2 separate regions of the Homo sapiens genome follow, and region 1 is linked to region 2. Evidence: read pairs that join two places in POLR2A ChIA-PET (ENCODE). Cell type or tissue: Panc1. All regions are shown on one strand.

Evidence for each region. Peaks named below come from ENCODE experiments on the same cell type or tissue, not always from the same donor. Only the 100,000 strongest peaks of a DNase experiment are listed, where the experiment ranks them.
Region 1: POLR2A ChIA-PET joins it to region 2 with 6 read pairs; 3 of 35 experiments call an interaction of 5 or more read pairs at or near these places.

Annotation. Positions count from the first base shown.
Region 1 is chr1:27,072,694-27,076,693 of GRCh38, reverse strand. No RefSeq gene overlaps it. Among named protein-coding and RNA genes, the nearest start is that of TENT5B, 62 kb to the right of the region's middle. In Panc1, no CTCF peak of the experiment used is centred here; a DNase peak (open chromatin) is centred at 2,085.
Region 2 is chr1:27,306,983-27,310,982 of GRCh38, reverse strand. WDTC1 (WD and tetratricopeptide repeats 1) reads right to left here. Exons shown (of 16, transcript NM_001276252.2): 16 at 2,347-4,000. Among named protein-coding and RNA genes, the nearest start is that of TMEM222, 13 kb to the left of the region's middle. RefSeq lists enhancers at 2,151-2,675, 2,676-3,201, 3,202-3,727. In Panc1, no CTCF peak of the experiment used is centred here; no DNase peak of the experiment used is centred here.

The DNA.
Region 1 (4,000 bases), 230 kb after region 2:
TATATTCTGGCCAGTCACGGTGGCTCATGCCTGTAATGCCAACACTTTGGGAGGCCGAGGTAGGCAGATTACTTGAGGCCAGGAGTTTGAGACCAGCCTGGCCAACATGGCAAAACCCTGTCTCTACTGTTACATTACTTACAAATGACAAAAACCACAATTGCTTTTGCACCAACCTAATAAAAATACAAATATTAGCCAGGCATTGCAGACCACACCTGCAATCCCAGCTAATTGGGAGGCTGAGCCATGAGAATCGCTTAAACCCGGGAGGCAGAGACTGCAGTGAGCTGAGATCATGCCACTGTACTCCAGCCTGGGTGACAGAGCAAGATTGTAAAAAAAAAAGAAAAAAAAAAGAAGTTCTTTATATTCTGGAAACAAATCTTTTGTCAAGCAAAGTGGCTTGTCTAATCATTTTCTCAGTGATGACTTTTTTTTTTTTTTTTTTTTGAGCCAGAGTCTCACTCTGTCACCCAGGCTGGAGTGCAGTGGCACGATCTCAGCTCACTGCAACCTCCGCCTCCTGGGTTCAAGCAATTCCCCTGCCTCAGCCTCCCAAATAGCTAGGATTACAAGATGTGCGCCACCACGCCCAGCTAATTTTTGTATTTTTGGTAGAGACAGGGTTTCACCATGTTGGCCAGGGTGGTCTCGAACTTCTGACCTCAAGCAATCCACCTGCCTCGGCCTCCCAACGTGCTGGGATTACAGGCGTGAGCCACCGTGGCCGGCCTAGTGATGACTTTTGATGATAGAAGTTTGAAATTATGATGAAGTCAAATTTATCATTTTTTAATGGTTATTGCTTTCTGTGTCCAGTCTAAGAAACAGTTGCTGGCCGGGCTCGGTGGCTCATGTCTGTAATCCCAGCATTTTGGGAGGCCGAGGTGGGCAGATCACCTGAGATCAGGAGTTCAAGACCAGCCTGGCCAACAAGGTGAAACCCCGTCTCTTCTAAAATACAAAAATCAGCTGGGTGTGGTGGTGGGCGCCTGTAATCTCAGCTACTCAGGAGGCTGAGGCAGGAGAACAGCTTGAACCCGGAGGTGGAGGTTGCAGTGAGCTGAGATCCCACTATTGTACTCCAGCCTGGGCAACAGAGCAAGACTCCATCTCAAAAAAAAAAAAAAAAAAAAAAGAACAAAAGAAAGAAAGCGTTGCCTACCCCCAGGTTGCTAAGATTTTCTCCGGTTTTCTTCTAGAAGCTGTATGGCTTTAGTTCTACAATTAATTTTGACAACAACTCAAGAATTTGGCAGGGCGCGGTGGCTCATGCCTGTAATCCCAGCACTTTGGGAGGCCGAGGTGGGCGGACCACCTGAGGTCAGGAGTTCAAAACCAGCCTGGCCAACATGGTGAAACCCCATCTCTACTAAAAATATAAAAATTAGCTGGGCATGGTGGCGTGTGCCTGTAATCCCAGCTACTCGGATGCTAAGGCAGGAGAATCACCTGAACTGGGAGGCAGAGGTTGCAGTGAGCTGAGATCACGCCACCGCACAGCCTGGGTCACAGAACGAGACTCTGACTCAAATAATAATAATTAGATGGTGTTTTTCTTTCTTTATAGGGGAGGAAACTAAGGCCATAGAAAGGCTAAGTAACTTGCACTTGGGCACACACATGCACAGCCATGTGCACACACACAATCCTAGTAAGTGATTGTGCTGGAAGCTGGAACAGGAATCCAGGCAGTAGGCTATAGACCCAGGCTCTGACACCACTCGGTGCCACTTCTGAAAGGGGCAGTGGGGCGTCCTCCTCAAGGTAGTAGGGTTCTCTGGAAAGAAGGAACCAGACCAAACTATTATCTAGGGCCAATGGCCCTGTCCTTTCCTACAGAAAGAGAGAGCCAGGCCCCTGGGGCTGGAGAAGGAGGAAAGAAAGGCTGGAAGGACTTGGGGTCATGGGTGACTCCAGGAGGGGTTGGACGAGTCTGGCCAGGCTCCCTCTGACTGCTCCAGGCCAGCCCCCAAGTCCCTCCACAGGCCCCACCAAGGGGCTTCCCATCCTGTTGGTCCCGAGGGCAGTATTTCTCTCCAGCTCTACCTAAGTTCCTTTTGCATTTAGCCAGCACAGGCACTGCAGCTAGAGGATTCATTCAGGACACAGACTTTTATTCAGGAAGAACCTGAACCCTTGTGTGTTTGCCCATCAAGGGTGAGGTTTCTCCACTGACTTCACCACTGGGCATGGGGGAACCAGGACGCATCTCAGATGATCCCACCCCACCCTGGGCTCTTCAGATCCTCCCTATCTCTGCTCAACAGCAGCTTCCATTTCCCTTTGAGACTCAGGGTCACACCATAATGACTCATATTTTATCATCTGTTTTCTCAGTGGTGGTGACAGTCTCAGCTTCCACTTCAGAGGAATCATTTTTTAACCTCCTGATGGATCCAGTCCTCCCCTGAGGACCAAGGATGTGCCACTCCCTGCACTGGCTCCCAGACCCATGGACACTGACTCCAGGAGAAACAGCATCATGTGTTTTTTTGAGACAAGGTCTTGCTCTGTCGCCCAGGTTGGAGTGCAGTGGTGTGATCATGGCTAACTGCAGCCTTGACCTTATAGGCTCGGGTGATCCACCCACCTCAGCTGCCCAAGTACCTGAGACTACAGGTGTGTGCCACTACACCTGGCTAATTTTTTTTTTTTTAGAGACGGGGTCTCACTACATTGCCCAGGCTGGTCTTAAACTCCTGTGCTCAAGCAATCCTCCCACCTTGGCCTCACAAAGTGCTGGGATTTCAGTCACGGAGTCACCACACCCGGCCGTATCACATGTTGTTACTGGCACAGAGCATATGCCCCCTTCTGCAGATCTGCAGGCTTCCAAGGTGGTGTGACTTGGCTGCCAGGGCAGTTCACCATGCAGAGACCACCTAACCCAGGGTCATGGGTATAAGGAAAGTCCAATGAGCCCCACAGGGACCGGCCCACTGTTCATTGTTGTTGTTGTTGTTGTTGGTTTTTTTGTTCTTTATGTTTTTGAGATGGAGTCTCACTCTGTTGCCCAGGCTGGAGTGCAGTGGCATGATCTCGGCTCACTGCAGCCTCCACCTCCCAGGTTCAAGTGATTCTTCTGCCTCAGCCTCCTGAGTAGCTGGGACTACAGGCACCTGCCACCATGCCCAGCTAATTTTTATATTTTTAGTAGAGATGGGGTTTCACCATGTTGGCCAGGCTGATCTTGAACCTCGGACCTCAGGTGATCCACCTGCCTCAGCCTCCCAAAGTGCTGGGATTATAGGCGAGAGCCACTGTGTCTGGCCTGGCCCACTGTTTCACACCTCTGCAGCCTTCACAGAAGCATGAGCTTCTCGGCAGGAGGCAATGTCCTGTAGGACACCCAACAGGTGCCCTTCAGTGAGACCCTGATTGGAAGTGCAGAGGGAGGATGGAAACGCAAGTCCAGCTCGACAACAAGGATCCATCGAAGGAGGACAAATTGCTGTCTTCCATGAAGGAAAATGTTTGTGTAACCAGGCAGTCACCAGCTGGCTGGCTGAGCCACAAGGGCTCAGGTGTGGCCACTCAGAGGTGATGGCAACCAGGTTGGCTTTGGTGAGGGAAGGTCGTACTGGAGAAGCTGGGCAAAACCTCCATGCCTGCCCCCATACCTGCCCCCATGCCTGCCTCCTTACCTGCCTCCATGCCTGCCTCCTTACCTGCCCCCATGCCTGCCCCCATACCTGCCTCCATACCTGCCTCCATGCCTGCCCCCCATGCCTGCCTCCATGCCTGCCTCCGTGCCTGCCCCCATACCTGCCTCCGTGCCTGCCCCCATACCTGCCTCCATGCCTGCCCCCATGCCTGCCCCCATGCCTGCCCCCATACCTGCCTCCGTGCCTGCCTCCGTGCCTGCCCCCGTACCTGCCCCCGTACCTGCCCCCATGCCTGCCCCCATGCCTGCCTCCATGCCTGCCTCCATACCTGCCTCCATACCTGCCTCCGTGCCTGCCCCCTTGCCTGCCCCCTTGCCTGCCCCCGTGCC
Region 2 (4,000 bases):
CTATCCGTGAACATGGACCATCTCTCCATTTACTTGATCTTCCTTGGTTTCTTTTATCAGTTTTGTAGTTTTGCTCATACAAACCTTGTACATATGTTGTTAGATTTATTCCTAAGTACTTTTTTGGGGGGATGCTAATGAGGGCTGAATACGTGGAGGACAAGGTGCTTTTAGAACAGTGAAACTATTCTGTATGACAATGTAATGGTGGATACGAGACATGCATTTGTCAAAACCCATAGAACTTTGCAACACAAAGAGTGAACCGTAATGTAAACTATGGACTTCAGTTATCATAATGTATCAATATTGGTTCATTAATTACAACAACACACTAATGCAAGATGTTAATAATTGGGAAAATTGAGCTGGGGAAAGAGGGTTATATGAAACTCATTATACTATCTGCTCAATTTTCTGTAAGCCTAAAACTGCTCTAGAAAGTAAAGGCTATTAATTTTTTAAAAAATGGAGTACCAACTCCAAATGAAATGGAGACCCTCGTGAAGTCTTCCAATGCCTCCCTTGCCTACAGGATTGAGTCTGTGGTCTCTCACCAGCCATAGGAAGTCCTTCAGTTTGACTGCTCCTCCAGTCTACCCTCTACAATCCAGCCAGATGGAGTCACTCAGGGTTCATGAAGGAACCTGAGACTCTGCACTACTCCCTGGTCTGGAACATTGTCCTTCCTTTGTCTGGTCTGGAAATGCCTTCAAGAAGCTTCTGCAGACGTTAATTTGGGTACACAGAGGAATGATACCAGCCCACAGTATCTGTTTTATAATACCACCTATTGTGTTTCCGGCAGGACCTCTCAGTAGTTTCAGTAGTGGAACTGCTATTCCCACAGACTAAACCATAGTTCCCCAACTGTGCATCAAGGTGCCTGAGGGCACCCACAGCAAATTCACAGGGGGCAAAGTAGGATATTTTGAAAGATATTCAACATCTTTGGCTAATGAGAGAACTATTAGCTCAAGGTAGTTCACAGTTCCATTATTACATTATGCCACAATCCTTTTGATGATGTCATCTTTAAGAAGCTGGGTCTTGGCCGGGCGCAGTGGCTCATGCCTGTAATCCCAGCACTTTGGGAGGCCGAGGCGGGTGGACCACAAGGTCAGGAGAGCGAGACCATCTTGGCTAACGTGGTGAAACCCCATCTCTACTAAAAACATAAAAAATAAGCCAGGTCTGGTGGCAGCTGCCTGTAGTCCCAGCTACTCAGGAGGCTGAGGCAGGAGAATGGCATGAACTCAGAAGGTGGAGCTTGCGGTGAGCCGAAATCGCACCACTGCACTCCAGCCTGGGCAACAGAGCAAGACTCCGCCTCAAAAAAAAAAAAAAAAAAAAAAAAGAAGCTGGGTCTTTAGTGGTTGCTGTGATAAAAAGCAAATGAAAATCAATGTGGGACAGGAAATGAAGGCAGCAGTGTTTGCTTTGATTAGAAAATTTAACAAGTTGTTCAGTGCCCAATGGGCAGCATAGATCCCATTAGTAATTGCAGTTGTTTAAGAATGAAGGCTGGGCGCGGTGGCTCACACCTGTAATCCCAGCACTTTGGGAGGTTGAGGCGGGCAGATCACCTGAGGTCAGGAGTTTGAGACCAGCCTGGCCAAGGTGGTGAAACCCCATCTCTGCTAAAAATACAAAAAATTAGCTGGGTGTGGTGGCGGGCACCTGTAATCCCAGCTACTTGGGAGGCTGAGGCAGGAGAATCGCTTGAACCCAGGAGGCGGAGGTTGCAGTGAGCCGCAATTGCACAATTGCACTCCAGCCTGGGCGACAAAAACGAAACTGTCTCAAAAAAAAAATAAAAAATAAAAAATAAATAAAAATGCAAAAAAAAAAAAATAGCTGGGCATGGTGGCACATGCCTGTAATCCCAGCTACTTGGGAGGCTGAGGTAGGAGAATCACTTGAACCCGGGAGGCGGTGGTTGCAGTGAGCTGAGATCATGCCACTGCACTCCAGCCTGGGCAACAGAGCAAGACTCCGTCTCAAAAAAAAAAAAAAAAAAAAAGAATGAAATAAATATTGTTTCTTCCAATTCAGGTGTATTATTTTTTAAATGGCAACTAACTTGTTAGGACATAAATACTTTTTAAGTGATTTGGACTTAACTACTTAATAAATTGAACTGTTATTTCTTTTGGCTTAGAGGCTCCATGAAAAAATTACTGAGATGGTAATGGTGCTGTGAGCTAAGAAAGTTCAGGAACCTATAGTCTAAGAGATTATCTAATCCAGGGCACTTCAAAAACTTGCATATGTGAAATCAATTTAGTGGGTTATAGCCATATTTTTTTCCCTAATAAAACAGAAGGGTAAGCAGAGTACACTGCATGTAGCAAGGGTAAATATTATTGTGTAAAACTTTTGTTCATTTTTTTTATATATATATACACACACACATATCTACAAGTAATCATGTGTATATTGGGTCACAATGTAAAATGGTTTGAAAAACCACTAAGATTCCAAGTCCCTTATTTTACTGATGAGAAAACAGCCAGAGAGTGAAAGCTGATGATTACAAATCACAGCCATGAGAGCTGGGCTCTGCACTCAGCCCTGCTGGGCTGGGTGGCCGCTGCTCACGGTGACCCTTCAAGGCAGGCCTCATTCTGTCCAGTAGAGGTGTGGTTACTAAGTCATAGAGCTACAGAGGTGAGGGACCAGGTGCCCTCACTTTGGTTCCAAGACCCATCTGCACCCCACAAATGCCACCAGCCACACCTAGAACAAAATGGTTTTAATCAATTGCGTCACCCTCACTCTCCTGGGAGCGGAGCAACAAAAAGGCTCGGCTCCTGCCCCCAGAGGACAGTAAGGCTTATGTGTCTCTCCACACTGCAGGGCCCAGGCTGGGCAGGCAGGGGGTGGGAAGCAGGACAGGGGGCAGGGAGGGAGGGTGGGAGGCAGGGAGGAAATGGCAGGTGGCTGGAACACAAGAAAGCAAAGGGGACCCAGCTGGTCCTTGGGCCCCAGGGCCCAGCCCCAATACTCCTGCTCTCCCTTCTCCCTGGCTAGAGAAAGGTCACGGAGAAGAGACAGGGGAGCAGGTCCCAGCAGCAGGAGAAGCAGCAGCAGCTGTTTCCTTCACCAATAAATATACTTCATTACCAAGCTAGAAGAGAGGGGTGGGAAGAGGGACTGGGGTGGGAAGGAAGGGGGAGAAGCTGCCACCTGTGTTGCTGGGATTAAAGCAATGAGATGGTGCCAGACCCCCCACCACTATCCTCACCCTCCACTTGTCTTCTTAAAACTGTGAAAAAGCTTTTAACATGGCCCTCCTGTCTCCAGGGCTGCTCTGAAGCCTGACTGAGAGGAGGCACCTGGCAGAGACAGGGGCTGAGGGAGGGAGCGAGGGAGTGGAGGGAGAGGAGAAGGGAGGCTGCTTTTCCCCAGGGGCTGCAGCTGGAGGGCTGGAGCCAAGTAAGCACTGAAGGGGAAGCAGGGAGGGAGAGAGGGGGAAGGATGAACCAACTACCTGGAGCAGCTGGAGCTAAGAGCCGGGGGCAGAGGGGAGGAGAGGCCTGGTGAGTGGTGGGTTGATCGCTGCATCCAGTGTAAAGCTTGGGGCTGCTGGGGAGGGAGGGGCCGAGTAAGGGACTTTCCCATCTGAGTGGCTCAGGAGACCCACCCCTCTCCCCTCAGAGCAGCAGGGGACAGAGAAAAGCCATCACTTCTTTGGTCTTTGTGGCGGCTCAGCATGTGGGATGGGAAGGAGGGCAGAAAGGGCAGAGAAGGGCCCTTAGCAGGAAGCGCCACCTCAGCAGAGTAGGCCTGGCTGGGAGCTCTGGCAGAAAGGTCACAGTGAGGCTGAGGAGCGCCCAAGAGGAGAATGGCCGTAGTGCAGAAGTGCTGGCATGGATGGGTGGGGTAAGGTGCAGTGCCCCACCCTCTGCCAGGGCCCTTGGGAAAGGCAGAGCCTCCAGAGGTGGCCAGTGAGAGTAGGTGCAGGGCCAGAGCTAGTAGCCAGGAGAGGAGCGAGGGT